Linked DNA regions of Homo sapiens: region 2 is linked to region 1. A link is a contact called in ENCODE Hi-C or POLR2A ChIA-PET data. All regions are on one chromosome and are shown on one strand. Each heading gives the region's core, a stretch centred on a gene start or an enhancer-like site at or near the end of the contact. The rest is flanking DNA. Distances are from core to core; before and after follow the strand shown.

Evidence for each region. A loop is a pair of places that touch in the nucleus more often than their neighbours do. ChIA-PET counts read pairs that join two places held with the same protein, here RNA polymerase II (POLR2A). Pooled maps may share reads with other maps.
Region 2: a loop to region 1 is called in a map of endothelial cell of umbilical vein, with 5 times the contacts of the local background. The contact joins two enhancer-like sites. A Hi-C loop is called at or near these places in 9 of 168 maps with a recorded cell type or tissue (GM12878, endothelial cell of umbilical vein, heart left ventricle and 4 more), 4 of 37 single-sample maps with no recorded cell type and 17 of 50 pooled maps. POLR2A ChIA-PET finds 5 or more read pairs at or near these places in 21 of 52 experiments (CD4-positive, alpha-beta T cell, CD4-positive, alpha-beta memory T cell, CD8-positive, alpha-beta memory T cell and 16 more).

Annotation. Positions count from the first base shown.
Region 1 is chr20:38,825,180-38,831,594 of GRCh38, forward strand. The region is part of intron 1 of PPP1R16B (protein phosphatase 1 regulatory subunit 16B); the gene reads left to right. Among named protein-coding and RNA genes, the nearest start is that of PPP1R16B, 23 kb to the left of the region's middle. Within about 2 kb of position 3,551, at least 4 of the 41 ENCODE cell types and tissues checked have a DNase peak (open chromatin) inside an H3K27ac peak, as active enhancers do.
Region 2 is chr20:38,868,247-38,874,810 of GRCh38, forward strand. All of the region lies in intron 2 of PPP1R16B (protein phosphatase 1 regulatory subunit 16B), which reads left to right. It also overlaps the pseudogene RN7SL116P. Among named protein-coding and RNA genes, the nearest start is that of FAM83D, 55 kb to the right of the region's middle. RefSeq lists enhancers at 2,225-2,795, 2,924-2,983, 3,004-3,093, 5,042-5,361. Within about 2 kb of position 5,010, at least 10 of the 41 ENCODE cell types and tissues checked have a DNase peak (open chromatin) inside an H3K27ac peak, as active enhancers do.

The DNA.
Region 1 (6,415 bases), core at 2,301-4,800:
CAAGACAGTGATCCCCAGACCTGGATGAGGAAGGGTGTCAGTGGCGACAGTGCCTTGGTCCTTTTCCATTCCTGAATGGACCCTATCCAATTACCAACAGCATGCTGTCTCCCCACATTCCAGGGCCAGCCTTGGGAGGGGGAAGTAGGAACTAGAAAAAAACTGTAAAAGAGCCGCAAGTGCTTTAGAAGATCTTCCTGGTAAAATGCAAGAAGATATCAGAAAATCCATTGTATTAGTGATCAGGGAGATAAGGGGACATTTTGGTTAACAAACCAGATAGACCAATTTGTAATAGAACAAGTACTTGCTAACGTCCATATGGAGTAAAATAGGGACTGCCCTCCTCTGCTTGAGTTCCTAGAGTCTGGATCTAGTCACCTTATCAGGGTGGAGTACAGTTCTTCCTTTGCTCCCTAGGATGGGTTATTGGAAACATTCCTATGTGAACCTGAGATTTCCTTGATGCTTATCTACCATGGATGCCACAGTGAGTTGTTGCTGTTGTTTGGATGATATTCTGGGATTTGAAGGGCCTTTCCACTCATACCTGATAACTTCCTAGATCCTTGGCCTCCCAAAGTGCTGGGATTACAGGCATAAAGTACCATGCCCAGCCAAGGATTTTAATCAGTGGATACAAAGGCAACTACTGGATGATGTAGAACAGAATTGCGTACTCAGTGTGCATGCAGCCACTTCCCACCTCTTCAGCCATGGCAGGCTTTGCTAATTGATCACAACACACGTTCTCCCTGTTATCACACATGGCTTCGTAATCCCTCTCCTCACAGTGCACCAAGTAGCCACCACCAACCTAAGTGGTGGCACAAGAGAGGAAAGTTTGGTCATGAGTGTTGTGCTGGGAGAGAAAGGCAGGGATTAGAGGCCACCCCCAGCCTACCCGATGTGAAGGGCCATCCCCAATTTAATAACTGTGTAACCCAGGAGTGTGTTCGGTAGCCACAGGTGGCCTCCTTTGGAAAATGATCCCTCCAGCTGCAAAGGGAGTTTTTATCTCCCTGTGAAGGGAGGGGGTGGACCACACTCCCTCAAGCCTGGAGAAACTGTTTGTAATTTGACTCCCGTTTCCCCAAGCTTAGCTATTACATAAGCTTCTTTAGAAGACAGGCTGTTTGGTTTAGCACCGTGACTGTGACTGACTAATGCGTTTGTAGACATCATGTTAGCTTTGTGTGTGCCCCTGTCCTTGGCACCCTTGTTCCTGTCCCCTACGGCCTTCTCCACACTGCTGTACTTACCCAAAAGTGTGTGGGCTTCCCTGGGTTCAAGTTCTTGCAGGGGAAGCTCAGCATGGAAGACCAGTGTGTTCATGGGTATTCCTTTACCTGTTTGAGCTGTGGCCTCCTTTGAAGTTTTCTTGGAGCTGAGCCTGAGAGAGCGGCTTCACCCTGACAGGCAGAACCAATCCAAATCATCAATCAGCACCTGCTTAAAATGGGCCTTGCAAGTTGTGTAGCCTGGTGGTTACCAAATGCTGGGTGCAGATATGCATGATAGAGTGCTTAGTCCCAATACGATGCCAGCCCCTGCAGGCCAGGATTGGGGCTCATGGGCCTTCATGGGGCCATTCCCGTCTACCACCCACCATAGACCTCTAAAGGCCATGGAGTTCCTGGTAGTGGGGACTCCAGCATCATGCCATGGCTGGACTTTGTTGAATTATCACTGTTAGACAGTTTATCCTCATGCCAGGCTGATCCTAGTTGTTCTTTTTAAAAAATTATTCATGTATTTATTTTTTAAATGATTTATTTTTATTTTTTAGAGACAGGGTCTTGTCCTGTCACTCAGGCTGGAATGGAGTGGTGTCATCATAGCTCACTGCAGCCTCAAACCCCTGGGCTCAAGTGATCCTCCCACCTCAGCCTCCCAAGTAGCTGGGACTAGAGGCACACGCCACCACACCTGGCTAATTTTAATTTATTTTTGTAGAGACGGGGTCTTGCTATGTTGCCCAGGCTGTGGATCCCACTCTTCATATTACCATGCCTAAGCCTCACTCTGCCCTCCAGAGGCCTGGAACAAAGCCGATCCTTTTTTGTTGCCTTTTGTTAACACCTGGTCTGCTCCCAATATGGCCCAGCCAGTTCAGACAGAGGTCAGTAGGTCTGTTATTGTTCCACTGCTGGACATGATGACATGATTCTTCTCCTGGGAAAGCTCAAGATGCATGAGTTGTTTCATCACTCTTTGTTCTTGTTAAATGTGTGGTTTTTGAATCCTGCCTCCTCTACCTTCAGCCTCCCCAACACACACAAAGTCCTGCTAAATGGGGTTATAGTCAATGGGCTTCAGGGGACAGTGACAAGTCAGAGATCTGAATGAAGGAGCACAGCTGGGAGAATTGGAGTTACGGAGTTGACCTGTGGGGATCTGAGTTTCACGACTGATTTAAAACCAGGAGATCTGTCTATGATGGCAATGCCCAAAGTCTAGAAGGTTCATCCTAGCAGGAGTAGGACAGTCAGTCCACAAAAATCCCATGGGAATGAGATTAGGGGAGACAACATTGATTTCTAATTCAGGTATTTGGAGCACCAAGGGCCCCAGAAGTCTCTTTGCTCATGAGTTAAAGCATCTTTATGCTGGAAAAAAAAAATGACGCTATTATTCAAAGAAGTGTGTTGTGGGAGGGCGGGGGTGTACATCCTTTAGGAGAGAAAGTAGGTCCCGAGTGAGATCCCAGGAGTAGGAAAGCCAGCACTGTTTGTTTTGTTTTCTTCTTTCCCTCATGCTCAATGGTACAGGAAACACAAGGAGAAAAGGACCCATCGCCTTCCTCCAGGCTGCTGCCAATATTGTGTAGAGAAGAATAGCTGAAGAACATGAAAACAAATCTTCACATTTCCTTTTAACAGTGTGAACTTTGAAACACTTTCTGACTCATATTTTAAAATCTCTTAAATTTGAATTCACCTTCCTTCATGTTGTTTTTCTCGAGGCACTAGGCTTGAGTCCAAAAATGTGTCAACCGACTGCTCCCCCAGAATTAAGCAGTCACAAAGCCTGGGCCCGCTTCTCCCAGCTGAGTGGGCAGGGAAACCTGGCTTTGACCTTCCTACCCTTCCTCAAAGCTGGGCCTCACCTCAGGCCTGAAGAGCCAAGAAATAACCATTGTAAGGGGAAGAGGAGGTATTTGGTAATATGCCTCAGCAAGAGGCCATTCATTTTGCTACAAGCAGCAGTTGCCTCTGGGGTCCCTATTTCTGCACCCCTAAAAACATCATTGCTGTCTCTTAAGGTGCTTTTGGCCACAGGTGGCAACATCCAATTCAACTGGCTCAAATAATAAAGGGGCTTTTGTTGGCTTGGATAACTGAAGTCCTGAGACCCCTTACTTAAAGGACCCTGTTTCCCTCTGGTGACCGCCAAGCATTGGTTTCATCCAAAAGCCAGCTTCCTGCAGGGATGGTGGCAACAAGGCTTCCAGGAGCAACTGTGTGTTGTGCTTCCAGTTCACAGATTGTGAGAAGAGAGAGCTTCTGATTGGGCCAACTCAGGACACGTGCCTAGCCTCAACCACTCACTGTGCTGGGCTCAGGCCGCTGCTGACAGGCTCTGGCCCATCAGGACCCAGCACTGAGTAATAATGTGGGAATACACAGATCACCACCAAACCAGTGCCTCTGTAGTTTTCCCAGAGGTATATTTATTCCCCCAAATAACACTCTTGTAATAGTCTTCTTTCTTTTTTGAAGGTGGAGAGTGTGAGGAGTTCTGTAGTACATCCTGCCTACTCCCCTGCCATATTTTGGGCGATGCTATTATTCAAAGAAGTGTGTTGTGGGAAGGCGGGGGTGTACCCTGCCATACTTTCTTGCCTTTCCCTTAAAGGGTCAGCCCTCTGGAGCTGAGTCTCTGCTTCCCCAGATATGCACTGACTCTGTCTCTCCCTTTGGGGTCAACAAGAGGAATGGAGTTCGGACTTTGTCAGACAAGAGGGGCTGAGTTAAGGCTCTAGGGGAAGAGGTGAACACACCTCAGTGGCCTGTTCCTGCTTCCCCAAGGGTCAAGTGCCTTGGCCTCAGACTTCCTGCTGGCCACAGTCAAACTATTTTGGTTCATCCACCCAGATGTTAGAAAAATTAAGTACCCTACCCTATTTCCCCTTGCTTCTGATTTCTCTTCTCATATCACAGATACTTCCTGGATGACCTCACCCGACCTGGCCTCCACAGATCCCTGCCACAGATATCTTGCCAGTTCTGGACACTCTGTTGACTTGTGGGCCCATGTATCCCATTCTCTGCAGGATGTTCCGTCTGGATTTTCCGATGCTGGGCTTGCTATGTCTCCATGGAGCTGGTTTTCCTCCAAATGAGGTCTTCCTTGGGGATCCCCTTTAAGTCTTGATGATAACCATTGCTCTCCCAGGTCCTGGCAGTTTGTGCTGTGTTCCCATCACCCTCTGGGGCTTTCTCTGGAAGTGTGGATAGGTGAGCCCAGGTCTTACAAGGAGGACAGTCTGCAGCCTATTGGAGCCATGGCTGCCGTGGGCTGCCCCAGCACCCAGGCCAGTGCCCTGTCTTGGGGCCACCCCGCTGCTGTGTTTGCAGCACCATGGCAGTTCTTTAATTAGACCAAGCAGGGATTTCTCAGACGGGGGTGGGAGGAGGTGTGCGGGTCTATTGGGGGAAACTAGGTCACCTGAAAACCAGTAATCAAGAGGGAGCTGTCCTCGAGCCCCAGCTCCAAGGAACCCAGAGGGGCAAGGTGGGAGGGGCTCGCGGGGAGGGCCAAGTCAGAGAAAATATGCCTCTGGCCCCTTTTACTGGCCCTTGGGAGACATTGTTCTCACCTTTCTCCAGGGAGCTGGGCAACTGCCCTTAATTCCTTTGCTGGGAGTAGGGAGGACACTGCAGTGGTGCCTTCTGTCTGCCTGGGGCCTGCCACCCTGGGGCCCATGGAGGGAGCACTGTGCTGTGAGTCAGGCCCCAGGTTTAGTTACTGCTCAGCCTCTGTATCCTTGGAGCAGGTCACCCACTCCCATGTGTCTGTGCCATCCATCCACTGCACAGGGACTGTGTCTGCCTTTACCCTGCTGCCTCTCTAGCCCTGAGCACAGGCCTGGCATGTGGTAGATGCCACCTAAATATTTGTCAAACAAAATAATGAGTTTATATGAGTGCTTCTCTTGTAAGATTATTGCCACGAAGATCAATGGCAAGATGGGTTTCCCAAATATCAGTCACTTATAAGTTTTGCCAACACTAAACGCCATTGTCATTAAATTTTTCTTTACTATCAACTTCCTATTTCCAACTGAAATAGATTTGTTTAAAAAGGAAATTTTATATCACAACCATAAACAAACAGTAACTGTGAAAACAAATCCACAGGAAACAAAACAATGTTATTACATTCTATCCTAGATACAGTGGCTTGCCCAGGCCAGGAGCTGAGGCCTGCTTTCTCTTTGTTTTGAAGGAGGATTGGCATAGTTATAAAGATGTTAAGGGTCTGTTAGCATTGGACTGACACTTTTCTCTGGAGAAAGTCTGAAAGATTAAAAGAGAAGTGAAAAGCCTATATACCCTGCTCTCTGTGTGGGTCCATGTTACGTCAAGGCTTGTTCCTGTACTTTTGAAAATTTCCTTGGAATGGATTCTCCTTCCACACTTAGGGAAGCACTTGGCTGAGATGATGGCTGGGGAAGTTCTTTGAAAGGGATAAAGTGCTGTAACAGCGCAAGTGATTGGTACCATTACTCTTTACTTTTAGCATGTTTTTGGTACCTTCCACTCAGAGGTGATCAGTCATAATAATGAAGAAATGAGTAACTGTGTTCAGGATCTTAGGGCTGAAAGACATCTCACAGAATACTTAGGCCAATCTGACACGGGTGGACATTTTATCCTCCAGTGAGTGACGAGGAACTTGCCACCTCCTGAGACAGCCATTGACCACGAGCACCTTTGTCGAATTGCTTGTTGGACAGCTCTAGAGGCCGGTGTCTGTTCTTGGGGTGCACACAGCTGCTTCCTTGTACTTCCTTGTTCCTCCAAATGAGGTCTTCCTTGGGGGTCCCCTTTAAGGGTTGATGATAACCATTGCTCTCCCAGATCCTGGCATTGGGCTGTGTTCCCATCACCCTCTGGGTCTCACGAGGAGGCCAGTCTGCAGCCCATTGGAACCTGGCTGCCGTGGGCTGCCCCAGCACCCAGGCCAGTGCCCTGTCTTGGGGCCGCCTAGCTGCTGTGTTCACCCTGCTGTGTGTTGGGGAGACTCACAGGCTCTCTTTCCTTTCTTGTTCAGAGTGGAGCTCTGGTTATTTGGAAACTGCTGTCTCATTCTGCCTAAGACAGAGCTTGCAAACTCAAATGACATTGGAGCTGGCAAATGATGTCAGTTAGTGAGGGCAGTCAGGCGGGAGTAATGGGGAGCATTGGGG
Region 2 (6,564 bases), core at 3,760-6,259, 45 kb after region 1:
TTTCACCTCAGGACCCCATGGCCCACCCCTGTGAGCTAAGCTCATGCCTTTTTACTTTGAGATAATTATAGATTTACATGCAGTTAAAAAAAATACAGAGAGATCCCTTCTGTTCTACACCCAGTTTACCCAAATGGTAAGTTTTTTTTTTTTTTGGAGACAGGGTCTCACTCTGTCACCCAGGCTGGAGTGCAGTGGCGTGATCTCAGCTCACTGCAATCTCTGTCTCCTGGGTTCAAGTGATTCTTCTGCCTCAGCCTCCTGAGTAGCTGGGATTACAGGCACATGCCACCTCGCCTGGCTAGTTTTTGTTTTTAGTACAGACGGGGTTTCACTATGTTGGTCAGGCTGGTCTTGAACTCCTGGCCTCAAGTGATCCTCCCGCCTCAGCCTCCCAAATGGTAACATTTTGCAAAACTAATATATGTTATCACAACCAGTAAATTGACATTGATACGGTTCACCAATTGGATCCAGATTTTGCCAGTTTTATATGCATTCATTTGTGTATGGATGTGTGTGTTTGGCTCTGTGAAATCTTTGATGGCAGGAGCAGATTTGTGTGACCAGCACTGCAGTCAAGAGGCAGAATTATGAAATACTGGTTACATGATAAAATTATAATATTTTGGACATATGGATTAGGTAAAATATATCATTAAAATATCACCTGTTTTTATTTTTTAAATGTTGTTAACAAAACATTTCAAATCACATATGTGGCCTATGTTATATTTCTCTAGGACACTGCCATCAGTCCAAAAAGTTCCCCTGTGTCCCTTCCCAGTCAATCCCCTACGCTCTTCCAGGCAGCTATTGTTCTGATGGTTTTTTTCCCCACTAAAGGCTATTTTTTTCCTTTTTGTCTTTTTTTTGAGGTGATATGCACATAAAAAATTAGCCATTTTATTTTTTTTTATTTATTTATTTTTGAGACAGTCTTGACGTGTCACCCAGGCTGAATGCGGGTGGCACGATCTTGGCTCACTGCAACCTCCACCTCCTGGGTTCAAGTGATTCTCGTGCCTCAGCCTCCCGAGTAGCTGGAATTACAGGCGTGCACCACCATGCCCAGCTAATTTTTGTATTTTTAGTAGAGATGGAATCTCACCATGTTGGTCAAACTGGTCTCGAACTCCTGACCTCAGGTGATCCACCCACCTCAGCCTCCCAAAGTGTTGGGATTACAGGCGTGAGCCACCGCGCCTGGCCTATTTTTAACTTTTTGGAGAACTGCCAAACTGTTTTCCACAGTAGCTACGCACCATTTTATATCCTCACCAGCAGTGTACAAGGGTTCCAGTTTCTCCACATGCTTATCAACACTTGTTATTGTCTGTTTTTAAAGAAATTATAGTCATTTTAGTGGGTGTGAAGTATATTGTTAGTTTGCTTTTTCTGGAAAGTCATGCAAGTGGAATCACATAGTATGGACCCTGTGTGAGCCTTCATTTGCTCAACTTATATGCGAAGATTTTTTAGATGTGTGGTTTGAGGGCCTGGAAAGTCATGTCCTGGCCTATGGAATATATTAAAGGGGAAGATAGGATTCCTTAAGGCAAAAGTGGCAGTTCATTAACCCCCTCCCCTGCAAATCCCTGCCCCACCCCCATCCCGCTGCCACATAAAGATGGACCTGTCTGCCTGCCTTCACTGCAGAGCAAAAATTTTATTTATTTATTTTTTTTTTTTTTTAAGACACGGTCTCTCTCTGTCGCCCAGGCTGGAACACAGTGACGCGATCCCAGCTCACTGCAACCTCCACCTCCTGGGTTCAAGCAATTCTCCTTCCTCAGCCTCCTGAGTAGCTGGGATTACAGGTGCCCACCAACATGCCTGACTAATTTTTGTATTTTTAGTAGAGATGGGGTCTCACCATGTTGGCCAGGCTGGTCTTGAATTCCTGACCTCAAGTGATTCACCTCAAGTGATCCACCCGCCTTGGCCTCCCAAAGTGCTGGGATTACAGGTGTGAGCAACCACGCCCGGCCTGCAGAGCAAAAATTTATTGAGCACCTGTGGTGTGCCAGGACTCATTTATAAGTAAATAGAAAAGGTCCCTGTCCTTGTAGGGTTTATAAACTATAGGGGGAAACTACAAGTCCACATACACATAACCTACCATTTAAAAGTCTGACTAAATGCTGTGAAGGAGTAAGCAAGGTGCTTTGATAGGGAACAGAGGGACAGTGTGTGTATAGGAAGGCCAGTCAGGTGGGTCCCTCTGAGGAGGTGACACTTAAGAGACCTGAAGGATGAGAACTGAGCCAGCCATGCAGAAGGATGGGGAGGCTGGGCTAGAGGAGAGTGTTCTAGGCAGAACAAAATAGCACAAGCAGGGGCCCTGGGGCAGTGAAAGCCTCTGGTGGTTCAGTGCAAAGTTAGGAAGGTGTGAAACAGTGGGAAGGGAAGGGACAGGGATGCTCCTGCTGGCTGATGGCCCATACTGTAGGGGCCACAACTTTGTCTTAGCTGCAAGCAGGACCGGAGACATGAAGGGCCAGACTCTGGGCCAATTTCCTTGCTGCGTTCTCAGCTCCAAGAGGCAGCTCGGCTGGGATATTGTGGCTCATTCTAGTGTCTTGCAGCCTCTCAAACTGGAGGGCTGGAGGGTTGGGGCGTGGTTAGTGGCAGCTGTGACGGAGACTTATCAGGAAGCAGGCATGTAATTCCTGCAGTGATTCACACCCAGTCCCCAGTTTACTGCAGTCCTGCAGTGATTCACACCTGGGCCCCAGTTTACCGCAGCTGCACCTTTAAACAGGGCTCGGATGCCTGCATCTCCCTGACCCGTGTGTACCCTCATCATCCCAGGACCTCGGAGGTGTGGGTGAGGCAGCACATAGCTCAGCCTGGTGCCCTCCTCTCACTAGAGAGCTTGACCCTAAAGCCGCAAGCTCAAGCCCACGCCCTGGCCAACCTCCTGGAGCTTTGAGAACAAGGTGTCCTGTACACAGAGTCCTGGCCCCAGTACCTGAGCGCACATGAACCCCGTATGCAAGAAGAAAACTGACCCCAGCCCCATGTTACATAAGAACATCTTTGGAATTTGGCTCCTTTTGAAATGAAATGGGAAACCTGCACTCAAACAAGCAGGTATGGGGAATTCAATAGGAGGCAAATGCCCTCAGGGTCACCTCTGGGCCAGTATGCATTCTGAGGATTGGTTTATTCATTCAGCAAACATTGTGGACACCTGCTTTGTGCCAAGCTTCATGGAGGGATACAAGAACAGATGTTCAATCAATGTCTGTGGGAAGAAGGAGAGAGAAGGGGGATGAAAGGGAAGGATTGAGAAGGAGGAGTGTAGGGAGGTAGAGAGTAAGGAAGAGAGGAACGAAGGGAGGGAGGGAGGGAGGGAAGGAAGGAGGGAGGGAAGGAAGGAAGGAGGGAGGCAAAGAAAGGGGAAGGGAGGGAGGGAGGGAAGGAAGGAGGGAGGGAGGGAAAGAAAGGGGAAGGAACAGAGGGAGGGACGGAGGGAAGATAAATGGGCAGAGATACCCTCACAGAGCTCATCGTCATGTGACTGTGGGTGCAGGTGTGCCCATGGTAATGTAACTAAGTATTTACAATCTAGCTCAGCTCTGATCAATGGAAAAATAATGTAAGCCACATATGTAATTTTAAATGTTCTAATAGTTCCAGTAAAGCAGGCAAGGAACAGGTGAAATTAATTTGAATAATTATTTAACTCAACATTATTTCAATATGTATTTAGTATAAAAATATTAATGGGTATGTTACATATCTTTTTCACACTAAATCTTCAAGGTCACCCCTAGCACGTCTCAATCTGGATTATGCACATTTCAAGTGCTCCCCAGCCCTGGACACCGTGGAGGGTGGCAGGCACTCTGACTGAGGTGCACAGAGCCTGCTGAGGGCACTTAAGTCAGAGTCAAGGAAGACTTCACCGGGTGGTGCCTTCAGTCATTTAATCATTTGCTCACTTACTGTTCACCTAATGTTTATTGAATGCCTCCTGCACTGGGTGTGACGGCTGGGCAGAGACTCTGCTTGGAGGAAGGAGGGAAGGGCATTCCAGACTAGGGAAGCAGATTGCAAGCTCTGAGAGGGCAGACTGGCGTCTGTCTGGTTCACTGCTGTAGCCCTGCACCTGGTGCAGAGTTGGTGCCTGGCGAACATTTGCGGAGCGGGAAAGGAGGGAGAGAGGAGTTGGGCATTTCTAGAGCGCAGGAGGCAGAGAAGACTGGTTAGAGAGGAAGCTGGAGACACCATTCTCAAACTTGACAGTGCACTGGAATCACTGGCAGGGTTTGTTAAAGCGTAGATTGTTAGACACCCCCCTCCTGCAGGGTTCCTGATCCAGCAGGGCTGGGGTAGGGCCACCGGATTTGCATTGCCAGCAAATTCCCAGGTGCTGCTGCTGCTGCTGGTCCAGGGATCACTGAGAACCACTGGGCTAGACCACGAACCCTGTGAAGGCAGAGAGGAGCCAGGAGAGGTTTCTGAGAAGGAGAGAGGGGAGCACTTAGGTTTGTGATTTAGAAAACTGTGGGTGTGCGGCACGGTGGCGCATGCCCGTAGTCCCAGCTACTCGGTAGGCTGAAGCAGGAGGATCACTTGGGTCTGGGAGATCTGGGCTGTAGTGCGCTATGCTGATCGGGTGTCGGCACTAAGTTTGGCATTAATATGGTGACCTCCCGGGAGCGGAGGACCATCAGGGTGCCTAAGGAGGGATGAAGTGGCCCAGGTCGGAAACAGAGCAGGTCAAAACTCCCCTGCTGATCAGAAAACTGTGCATGGCTGCTGAGGACAGGGGTTTCCACCTCCGTCCCACCTCTCCTGCCAGGGCAGTGGCACCCTTAGCTCAGGAGGGTGCGTCAGGACCCAGTTCCATCCTCACACGGTGGGGAAGCCTGGGCTGTGCTCCCAGAACAAGAAACAGACCTGGGTGATGAGTGACAAATGTGGACGGTTCTCTGCACTGTGGGTGGAAATAGAAACCCTTAGTCAGCTGTGGGGTTCAGCAAAGAATTTCCCTGGTTAACGGAAACTTGACTGGCTGTGGGTGAGGGGGAGGTTGGGTTCTGAGACGTCTGGGAGGCCTGGGCTCTTCGGTTCTCGTGGTGCCCAGCTCAGCGTGATGCCTTCAGGTTTGAGACCACTTCCTCCTGTTGAGCCTCTTCTCTGGGGGCACTCATTATGTATGCTGCGTAACAAATCACCCCAAAAGGTGTTAAGTGAAAGTAACAACAGATGTCTGTGTTCTCACAGTTTCTGTGAGTCAGGAACCCGGGGTCGCTGGGTGGTTTGGGCTCAGGGTCTCTCAGGAGGCTGTCGTCAATATGTGGGCCAAGGCCTGACTGGGTTAGGGGATCTGATTCTAAGATGGCGCTCACACGCTGTTGGCAGGAGGCCTCACTCCCTCACTGGTGGTCTTTTCACAGGACTGCTAAGTCCACACTATGACAGCTGGCTTTCCCAGAACAGGTGATCCAAGGGGCAAGACAGAAGCTGAAACATCTTTTTTTTGTTTTTTTTTTTTTGAGATGGAGTCTCACTCTGTTGCCCAGGCTGGCGTGATCTCAGCTCACTGCAACCTCTGCCTCCTGGGTTCAACCGATTCTCCTACCTCAGCCTCCCAGGTAGCTGGGATTACAGGCATGTGCCACCACACTCGGCTAATTTTTGTATTTTTAGTAGAGACAGGGTTTCACCATGTTGGCCAGGATGGTCTCAAACTCCTAACCTCAGGTTATCTGCCCGCCTCGGCCTCCCAAAGTTCTGGGATTACAGGCATGAGCCACCGTGCCTGGCCAGCTGAAACATCTTTTATGACCCAGACTCACAAGGCACACTCCATCCTATTGGTGACACATTAGCCCTGTTCACTGGGGGAGGGAACTGGACAAGAAGGTGAATCCTAGGAGGCTGGGGTACTTGGGTGGCATCTTGGAGACTGACCACAATGCCCAAACTGCCCTTTGGCCTTATCTTGTAGTCAGTCCACAGATCTCCAAAGATAACTGTATCTGGTGCTGCTATTTGTTGTCTTGGAGCTTGAAGACTGGGCCCTACATTCCTGAGGGGTGCCTGCTGGAGCCAGGAGGTGGGGTAGGGGAGAGCCAGCTAGTAGCTAAACACTTTACTCATTCCAGACACTATGGTCAGCACTTTATAATCTAATTCTCAGACAACCTTATGAGATTATAGTCCCCATTCTACAGATGGGGAAACTGAGGCTCAGATAGAGGAGATGACACATCTGAGATCAAACCACTGGGAAATGGTGGGGTCTGAATTCTGAACCACTACACGTGTGTCTTCATACCAGGTGCAATGCTTAGGTAGACTGCATATTCCCCAACAGTGTGCTTTGATGGCTTCTCTCCAGGGTGGAAGTGGTTGGAGCAAAGGTCAGACTGGCCCTTTCATCCCTTGGGCTCAGAGCCTGGCACTAGGCTTGCTGGCAGAAGAGGAAACAGGAAGGCTTTGGGCTGCATGCAGATCCCCAACTCTTAAAACCTGGGGTCAAGTTTGGCTCTCTCATACATTCTCATGGTGGAGCAAGCATGGGTCAAGTGTGGGGGTATTGGAGCC